Linked DNA regions of Homo sapiens: region 1 is linked to region 2. A link is a contact called in ENCODE POLR2A ChIA-PET data. All regions are on one chromosome and are shown on one strand. Each heading gives the region's core, a stretch centred on a gene start or an enhancer-like site at or near the end of the contact. The rest is flanking DNA. Distances are from core to core; before and after follow the strand shown. Region 1 holds the start of EEF1E1 (eukaryotic translation elongation factor 1 epsilon 1). Region 2 overlaps LOC105374910 (a long non-coding RNA gene).

What was found. ChIA-PET counts read pairs that join two places held with the same protein, here RNA polymerase II (POLR2A).
Region 1: POLR2A ChIA-PET joins it to region 2 with 16 read pairs in BJ. The contact joins the promoter of EEF1E1 here to the enhancer-like site in region 2. POLR2A ChIA-PET finds 5 or more read pairs at or near these places in 4 of 52 experiments (BJ, Panc1 and WTC11).

What each region holds. Positions count from the first base shown.
Region 1 is chr6:8,100,664-8,105,678 of GRCh38, forward strand. It overlaps EEF1E1 (eukaryotic translation elongation factor 1 epsilon 1), which reads right to left and starts at 1,885. Exons shown (of 4, transcript NM_004280.5): 1 at 1,772-1,885. The coding sequence starts at 1,858. EEF1E1-BLOC1S5 (EEF1E1-BLOC1S5 readthrough (NMD candidate)) reads right to left here and starts at 1,932. Exons shown (of 7, transcript NR_037618.1): 1 at 1,772-1,932. RefSeq lists silencers at 1,284-1,469, 1,678-1,797, 1,938-2,137.
Region 2 is chr6:8,178,318-8,183,416 of GRCh38, forward strand. The region is part of intron 2 of LOC105374910 (a long non-coding RNA gene); the gene reads left to right. Among named protein-coding and RNA genes, the nearest start is that of EEF1E1-BLOC1S5, 78 kb to the left of the region's middle. RefSeq lists an enhancer at 1,551-2,096. Within about 2 kb of position 2,107, at least 2 of the 41 ENCODE cell types and tissues checked have a DNase peak (open chromatin) inside an H3K27ac peak, as active enhancers do.

The sequences.
Region 1 (5,015 bases), core at 635-3,134, 78 kb before region 2:
GCCAGCCTTTGTTTCCTTGCAGTTAGCTCCTCTCTTACTAACTTGCCTGTTGCACTCTTGCAACATATTTTCATACTTTCTCTAATAAATCTGCTTTTCTTTACGTACAGCTGTCCTGGTAAATTCTTACCCTGGCGCCACCAGCCCCAGAGAGTTGCTGCTCACCCACGACAGTCCATGAAGTGCTTACTATGTTGTGCTTTAAATTATTTGCTGATGATTGTTTCTCATACTAGATAATACTCATATCTTGGCAATGGTCCCTAAAAAATATAAACTAGGCCAGGCACAGTGGTTCACGCCTGTAATCCCAGCACTTTAGGAGGCCAGGGCATGTGGATCACCTGAGGTCACCAGTTCAAGACCAGCCTGGCCAACATGGTGCAACCCGGTCTCTACTAAAAATACAAAAATTAGCTGAGCGTGGTGGCGAACACCTGTAACCCCAGCTACTTGGGAGGCTGAAGCAGAAGAATCGCTTGAACCCGGGAGGCAGAGGTTGCAGTGATCCGAGATCATGCCATGGCACTACAGCCTGGGCGACACAGTGAGACTTTGTCTCAAAAAAAAAAAAAAAAAAATATATATATATATATATATATATATATATATATATATATGGCACTCTTCCAATTTAAACGGTTGCAATGTTTGTCCACTCGGCCATATATATTATATTTATACTACATATATATTATATAATATATACACTAAGCTAGGGAGTAGGGGCCGAAGGGACGGAATTATCACTGGGGCAGAGGAAACACCAAAAGAAGGCCACTTTGGCTCCAACGCCTACTCTGCCACCAATCACAGGGCTGATCTTAGGCTGAACACTTAACCTTTCTAGGCTTCAGGTTAACTTAAATAAAAACTATACTACTACTTTCTAGACAAGATCTTCACATGGACCAAATGAAGAAGAGAAAAAATTAAAGACAAAAACCAAACATCATTTGGAAAAAATCTCAAAGGAGCAAAAAAAACATATATCCAAAGTAGTCTTCCTACAACCAATTTCCTTCTCTAATACATTCCTTCTACGACAAACAACTATAAAACACAAACGTTCTAACAGTGCCTAACCAGGCAATCTCATACCTTGTGATGTTTCCCGCATTCACTGTGGGTCGTAACACTTAAACTGATAATCCAAGGCTTTAGAAACGCCTTCCCCGAATCCCCTAGATTGGGCCAAGACTCCTTAGGTGTTCTCTCTGCCATTTATGGTGCAACGTGGCACTCTTCCAATTTAAATGGTTGCAATGTTTGTCCACCTGGCCAAAAAGCAAGCTGCCTGAGAGGAGGAAGCATGTTCCCCTAAATCATCATTGTATTCCCCAGACCCAGCACGGTGCTACCTGGCACCCTGTTAGCTATAACGGAGTCGCTGCGCAATAACTGAATGAAAGGTGCGATTACGGGAAAAAAAAAAAAGCCAGTTACTGAATACATTCCAGGTTGGTCTAAGAGCCCTGTGAGGACCCTCCTCCAACTGGTTTTGTTTCCTCATAATGGGATGATGACAATTTCCCAGGAGGTGAAGTTCAGGCCAAGCCCAACCTGAGCTGGTTAACCCCTCCCTCCAGGAGGTAGGATGGCAGGGGCCGAGGCCCAGAGGCGCCAGCCGGCTAGCGGCGCAGACACGTGGGGAGCTGGGTAGCAGCATCCTCACTCCGCCCGTATCTGGTGGCCGGCCCGGGTCCTGCCAGGGCTCGGCAGGCCCCGCTCCCGTCCACCTCTTCCCCTCCGCGCCGCCTCTCCTTCTCACCTGTCGCTCGCCCTGAGCACTGTATTTATTCCCCTTACTCAGTCCCAGGGACTTCTCCAGTAGCGACAACTCTGCGGCCGCCGCCATCTTCCGGCCGTAGCTCCTGGCAGACGCGAGACCTGCAGAACAAGAACCTCCCGCATTGGTGGAAACAGAAGTCCCACTCCTGCAAACTTCAGCGGCGATTGGCTGAACGGAAGGGGCGTGGAGAGCGCGCGCCAAAGCACAGGAGGCGGGGCCGGTGGAAGGGGCGGGGCTGAGGGCGGGGTGTGAGACAGGTGGAGAAGTGATGGTAAATTTCCACTCGAACTGTTGGGGAGCTAGTTACTGGTAGAAAGGCCCCAAGGCCGGGCTTCGGTGGCTGCAGTAGACTGGATCTGGATCTCTAAATGGCAATCTATTGACATGGCTGCCAGCGGTAACTCGTTAACTCATTTGCTAGTCTAAGAGAATTTATATATGATGGGAACTGAAATTTGCCTTAGTTTGGTTCAGGAATCTGTAAATTTGAACAATCAAATTGAATAGCAAAAAGTTCACAGTCCATTAGGAGTTTCTAACGTGTAGCATAATTCATGAGGATTTTAATTGTGTTGTAGTGGTGAATTCGAAAAACTGGTTTTTCTACTGTTGATCTACAGCTCAACACTAGCAGTAGAATTATACATTTAAAGATTATTCACAGAACACGGAGTATGTCAGATAGGGGTCAAATAATTACAGCTCAAGGAAATAAGCCATTAATGGCATTAATGATCTTTTTTTGCAGTACCAGAAGGCTGGTTACATAATTTATGAAGTTTTGGTATATAAATAAACAAGGTGCATAACTTTGCCCCACTAACTTGCTACATTCTTGTATCTTCAAAAAAGAAAGAAAGGAAGAAAGAAAGAAAATTAGTAGTATATGTTGAATATTTCCAAAAGATTTGTGAAAATACAAAATATTTTCCACTTTGAAGAATGAATAAACAAAGTGTGTATTAGTCTGAGAGAAATAGAACAATCCTACAAGGTAACTCATCATTGAATCAGAAATATCAAAGTTTAGTGGGGAATGTTGTTACTGTGTTACACCTTCCCTATCCCAGAATACTTAATGAGTTTACTCTGTCAGCAGAAGTAAACATAAGGAAAAGAAACTTTTGCCAAATCAACATAACAAAATACAAAAGAAATTTCAGTATAAGTGGATTGTTAGGCACTAAATTATCTGTTTTACTTTCCATATTCAGATAATGGAATGACTATTCTACTACTTTTTAAAAGACCAACCCTCTAAGATAATTCACATATCCATTTTCAGGGTTTAGGTACACTTTTTGCTTGTAATAAAACATTTTTTAAAAAAATTAACATTTATCCAATGCCAATGGGTGGTATATTGAAAATAAGGTTTGGCCTTTGCATAATTATAGAAATATCAAATTAAAAAAGAAATCCCTAAAAAACTGAAAGCAGAACAAAGCATATTGTACATCAAATTGATGACATCATCACCCAGTGTGGACCTCTTTTAAGTGACTTTATAGCACAGTCATTTAATTGTATACTCTTAGTAAGATATGCTTTAAGGACAAAATTCATGAAAACCTGTTTTTGGTTCTTTTTGTTTGTTGGTTTGGTTAGCATCTTGGCAGTGTCAGCATTGGTATGGTGCTGTATATGTACTGTGGAATAAAGCAAAGATGCAATCATGTGGTGTTGCTGGAAAGTTGGGTGTTTGGTGTTGCCCAAAAGAGGAGTTGTAAGGTAGATGAGGTTAAATCAAAACTTTCTGGTCCTGAATTTGAATTGTAATATCAATATGAACTTATGACGCTTTTATCTTAAGGAAAATGAAAAGTATTTCCTACCTAGCTCTGTTTACTTAAAAGGCCTAGAAACAAGGACAACTCAGTAGCAATGAGCACCCCAGCACCCAGATTCTGGTTTCAAATACTATTTCCCACAAAAAGAAATGGGGGCTCTTTGGAGACCGGCTGAATCCAAACCTTGCGGGGAGATCAGTCTGGACCATCTAGTTATAGTAGAAAGAAAAGAAAGTATCTAAGAGTAATGAGGGGAGTCAAAGGGTAGGATCAGATCACTTGAGGGTCAATAATAGTCATTACAAGCTGAGAGTCGATAAGAATAATTGCAATGAATTGAAACATGTTGAATATGTTTAAGTCTATGAGTTCATAATGATACTAAAAAAAAAACAAGAACAAAATCAAAATAACCCTCATTCGTTACCTTTGGAGGATACTAGAGATCCAATTCATTATTTTGAAAAAGGATAAAGAAAACACATGAAGAAACCAATATATTTTTTCATGATTATCCTATGTAAACTGTATCTCAGGGAAACTAAACTCTAATGAGGAAAAATGTCTTTATAGAATTCTAACTAATAAAAACAGAACAATAGAATATTATTGTTTTGCAGCTACGGATATAATAATGAATCTAGGTGACAATTATCAATAGCTATTCACATCATAAAAACAGAGACAAACAGACATAAATTGCTTCTGAGAGAGGTGTACATCATCACCCAGTCTTGCCAATCGAATCTGAATTTGACCAAGCCTTTTGATCTAACAGCCAATTTACAAGAAATAATAGCAGGAAAGAGGATCATGTTAAATGATGTCATGGAGATGCAATGAGCAAATTCTAGATCATGAAAACTATAGGACAAATGATCCAGTTGTTTCAACAAGTAAATTGCAAAGCAAAAAGAAGAGGCAGAGAGAAGTGAACCTGTAAGTTGAAAGCATTATAAGGGAACTGTCAACCAATTGCAATATATAAATCTTTTTTTCAAGTCTGGTTCCAACTAATAAACTGTTAATTTTTTTAAGTGGATTGTCACATCATGATTGTGGCAAATGTCTACTACATTCCATTTTATATACTATGGGTATTAAATTCCATGCCCAAATTCACATAACTAATAGATCTGTGCATGAATCATCTGGGGATTTAAAAAAAAATCCATGCCATACTGGAGATTCTGATTCACTTTATCCGGGGTGGGACTGGGTGCTATTATTATTATTTTTTTAATCCTCAGCTGAGTCTAATATGTGGCCAGGGTTGAAACCCCCTATGGCAGATGCAGAATTTCAACTCTGCTTCCTGGCTTTTAAATCCACACTGTTCTGATTTTCTAATGTCTCCTTTCTCTGTTGTTACGGTGAGCAGGTGCAAGCTTTACTTCACTTAACATTAGACATAAGAAAGAGGAGAAAGCTTA
Region 2 (5,099 bases), core at 857-3,356:
GCTTTTTTCAGAACATTGTCCCTTTCTTATAGCATCCTATTTGATTTTAACAGTAACCCTGCCTGCTGGGTAAGTAGGGCAGGCATTACTTCCCTTCCTTTACAGATGAGAAAATAAACTCAGTACAGTTAAATAATTGCATAAAGTGATACAGCTAGTAAATGACAGGTAGAGAACACAGGTCCTTTGGCTCCTAATGTCTTGCTTTTTCTAGTATTAGTACTCCCTGACAGAGCACTACCTAAATTTGCGTGATCCTAACCACCACTTGAAGATCTTGTTCAAAATGTGTGGATTCCTAAATCCTTTCCCTGACTATTCTAATGCAGTGAGGTTAGGGTGGAACTCAAGAGTCTGTAATTGAAAGACTGACCTCAGCAAATTAGCAGAGACTATTGTATTTGAAAATTATCATTGGAATTCCTTTTATTTCTTTTTGAGACAGGATCTCACTGGGTCACCCAGGCTGGAGTGCAGTGGTGCAACCTCGGCTCACTGCAGCCTCAACCTCCCTGGCTCAAGTGATCTTCCCATCTCAGCCTCCTGAGTAGCTGGGACCACAGGTGTGCACCACCACACCAGGCTAATTTTTAAAAAATTTTTTGTAGAGACAAGGTCTCACTATGTTGCCCAGGCTGGTCTTCAACTCCTGAGCTCAAGTGATCCACCTGCCTCGGCCTCCCAAAATGCTGGGATTACAGATATGGGCCACCATGCCTGGATTCATTAGAATTCTTCATTAAAGTTCTGGGGATCCCAGCCACTTTGGGAAGCAGCACAAATAAATTTAAGTGGAAATATTTGCTACATCTTTTGCAAAAATTGTTGTTATTTATAGTTAGCTTCTCAAAATTAAGTTGCCAGGTGGAAACATAAAAGTGAGTAAATTATTGTCCATTTGTTTGGACAATAATTGTTTTGGACTTGTTTGACACCAAAGCATGTCTACTTTTGGTGTCAGTGGGGACTAGTTGAAGAAGAGGTCTCTCTCTTTTAGGTTTTGGTCAATTTAATCCATTTATCTAATGAATGTTTACTGAAAATCTATAATATACCAGGTACTGTGCTGAACACTGGAGTTAAAGAGTTGGATGAGACACAGTCCTTAGAGAGAGACTCATAGTTTACTAAGTAGACTAACACGCAAATCTATAGATTATAATACATGTGATTGACGGATTAATAGGGATGTGGATTCCATGTTCTGGGAGCACAGAAGAGGGAAGATTCTGCTCTACTGGGGTCAAGACAAACTCCACGAGACGAGGCAGGGTCTTGCCTTGAGTTTTCTTGGATGTTGATGAGCCTCCAGCCTTCACTCTGTATTGTATTGACAACTTCAGGACCACTCATCCCTTTCCTGCAGGGCCAACTCAGAAGACAAATATCATTCAAAACTGAAGTTAAATGGCTGGTGCCTCCCAGCCTGCTGGGTTTCCCACATCCATCGCTTCCTAGGGAATACCTGAAAATGAGGTCAGCACGAACCAGGTGGGCTCTGAGCTTGGGTCCAGCCAGCCCCTTTCGTAGTTTGGAGGAGAAAGGCGGTTATTATGCTAGAAGCCCACAGAGCCCACAGTGCACCTCTTCTGTGTTTCAAGAAGGCTGTTTTTGTATTTGCAGCCTGGTTTCAGGTGTGTGGATGTCAGAGAGATTGATGCCATCTTCAGTGACCTGTGATCACACATCCTTACAGCCCTCCATCTTTCTGCCTTGCTTAGCAAATTCCACGGACGATAACTCCAAATAGAGCCTTTGGAAAAGGGCACCAAGGACAAACCTGGCCTGTTTAGAATCTAACTTCGAGTCACTCTTCTCAGTTCTTTACTCCCCTCAATTAAATTGGTTATTTGTAGAGTTTCCCTGTCTTATTTAATACAGTTTTAATTTCTTTTCTCTCTATCATTACTCTTTCTACCCTCTCTTCCTCCTACTCCCCCTCTTTCAACCAAATTGCCTAAACCATTTTTCACCCTTTGCTTTGATGGCAACCAGTATAAATAAAACCAGAGCAGCAGCAAGTACCCCAGGAGAGGGGCGAGGGGTCACCGAAGCTGCCCTTGGAGGGCTTGGCTGGGCTTTCTGAAGTCAGATGGGCAGCTTGTTTCATGCCCCAAATTCCTTTCTGTTATCCTCCCTGCAGGCAATGTTTTTGTTTTTACTGTGGTTCAGCTCCCTGGAATGCAGAGCTCTTTTTAAAAGCTGACTGAGTGGAGAGGCTTGTGTCTGGGTAGCCTTTCTCTTGACCTGGAGAGAGAACTTGGGGGTGGGGAAGGAAGGGGTGGATAGAGTCCAGAGGAAGAAGTGGCTTTCTAAGACAGCAGCACTGAGTGTGTTTTATCTCTGAGATTGGTGACTCTGTTTCATCCATGAAGATGGGTTTGCTTGTTAATGTAACTTCCTGTTTTGGAGGTGTCACTCAAAAATATTAAAGCTTTTAGCATTTGAGCTCTGGAGGAAAAATGATTTTTGTGTGCCTGGGTGCCTGAAACAATCCAGGTCTACTGAATTCTGATTTTGAATGCCTGAATAAAGATGAGAAAATCAAAGCAGACAAAGAAATAAACATGTCTTGACTGCTTTTCCTGTGCCAGGACTTTTACCTACACGTCTAATTTAATTGTACAGTAGCAGCCCTCTGAGTTGCTGTTAGCGTTCTCATGTTACCGATGCCAAAGCTTGGGTCCAGGAAGCTTAGGAAGCGAGCACAGAGCTGGCGAGGGGCACAGGCGGGACTCTTCATCCGACTGTCCACTCGCCGAAGAGATAGCATTTGTGTCTTACCAACTTCAGGGAGGTGTACACATTTTGCTCTGTTACTAGCAAATGCTACATACTAGACTCTCACTACAACATTATTAGGTGTGCCTGAACAGAAATGGCACCTGCAAATAGAGCTTTATGTAGAAAACTGAAGGGCATGATAAAGGTTGGATGTGCTAAGCGCCTCTTAAAATCTTCCTGCTTCCCTCCCTCCCTTCCTTCCTTCTTCCCTGTCTCCCTCCCTCCCTCCTTTACTTTCCTCTCTTTTCTCTTTTTTCCTTCTTTCCTTTTCCTCCTTTCTTCCTTCCCTCATGTCTCCTTTCTCCCTCCCCCCTCTTTCCCTCCCTCCCCTCCCCTCTTTCCCTTCCCTTCCCTTCCCTTCTTTTCCCTTCCCTTCTCTTCCCTCCAGTTTCACTTGCTATAGAGATATGACGTACACACAGTTCAAAGACTGAGCATACATCATATCAAGGACACAGTTCCTGTCCTTGAGGAGTATCTGTCCATCTAGGGGGAGGCCATATAAGCAAATTGCTCTGATGTCCCATGGCAAGTTCTGTTGCAGAGGTTTACATTCAGTTCTGCAAACAGAGATGAGGGAGCAAGTAATTTTGCTTGGGGAAGTTAGGGGAAGATAAAGAGAGGAAGTGCCATTTCATCTGGGCCTTGAATATTGGGGAAACATTTACTGGGGGCTAGGGAAAAGGCATGTTATAGGAGATGAAAATGCACTTTAATTCAGGGGCACAAATAGGACCAGGATGGTTGGATTTCAAGTACAGTGTGAGGGCTGAGGCTGGGAAGGCAGCCCTCGGGTTAAGTCTTCTCCTCTGGAAGGGCTTGGGAAGATATTTTGGGAAGAAATAGAGTTTGACATGAGTCCTGGGGTCTGGGTAAAATTTTGAATTATCACAGGAGTCCAAATGTCCCTGGGGAGTGGGGCTGTAAAGTCTACACTTTCATTCTCTTCTCTGACCCATGGACATTTTGCACAGGGCAGTGTAACAAGTCACTCGCCTCACAGAGCCCTCTGGGAAAATCCCGCAGAAATTCGGAAGTCATCTCTTCCTACTTGCAGTGGATACCAGACTCTTTCTCAAAAAGCTGAGCCCATTCATGTAATAGAATTGCCCTTGAAGAAATACCGGAAGTTATTGGGAAAGAATTTTTATTTTTGTCGTGTGGAAATAAATGAAGAAAAATCAAATGAGAATAAGCAAAGGCTGTTTACTTACTCAGAACGTGCTATGAGCAAGTCAGCTGCCATCACTTGTCTTTTGGCAGAAACTCAGAGGCAGGCAGAGGAGTGGGGAAGCTTCATAGTGGGGGAAAGGGAAGGCTCGGAGAGTGTGCTGATTGGAGGCTGCTGGTGCGGGAAGCTGGAGGGGGCTCACTGGAAGTGAGGTGTCCCATGGGATTTGGTAGAGTGCAACTTGGCTTTCTCTGCTTGGTCCTCAGAAATAGGGACAGAAATTAGAAAAACTGTCAGTTTTTAATTAAGTCCTGGCCCTTTTGGAGCAAATGTTACAACGGTTTTTGTTTTGCTTCCTGGATGGTTACTAGAGATAGCGTCTGACTTCCTAAAAGTCTGTGTCATAGACATCAGGCTGGCTTCCTGGGCTGGCTCCTGCAGATGATGGGTTGGTTTCCTGGGCTGGTTGCATAGATTGTGGGTCACTTTTTAAAAAATGTATGTCTGCTTATTTGTATATTCACCCTCTGTCTATTTGTATTTTCAGTCTCTCAGTCCATATACCTATGTGAAATAAGAGATCATCTCTGGATTTCAGGTGGGCACTATGATTGGAGTGTGTCTGGTAATCACATAAGGAGCTGCACACAGAGCTGAAGAGTGCAGGCCAAGTTGTGTGGGTGTTCACAAGGGTGCCAGGCTGTTGGGGCCGGCGTGGGGCTGAACTCGAGCCTGCTGCTCATAGGGGCAGCATGCCTGGAGGAAGCAACTTTGTTAGGACAGCTCTGGAAATGTCCTACATGAATGGTTTGGCTTCTCTATTCCTTTTGACAGACAGTAGCTTGGACTCCATCCCAATAAAATGTTTGACCTCTCTCAGATGGAAAACAGAAGCTGGAAGCTTATCGTTGCTACTGGAAATAAAGACCAGAGAAGAAAAGACACTTTTTTTTGATGAGACCTTATAACAGATGTGCTGCTTAGGCAGAGCAACATATGACTTTAATAGAAAAGGAACTTTCCTCTTCTCCACCCACCCTCAGTTTTGGAAGGTTTGATTGAAAAGGGGAAACTCTCTTTTTTTTTTTTCCTTTAACTAGTATCAGGTGTCTTACTGAGGTGGTTGGGTAAAATAGTCAAAATA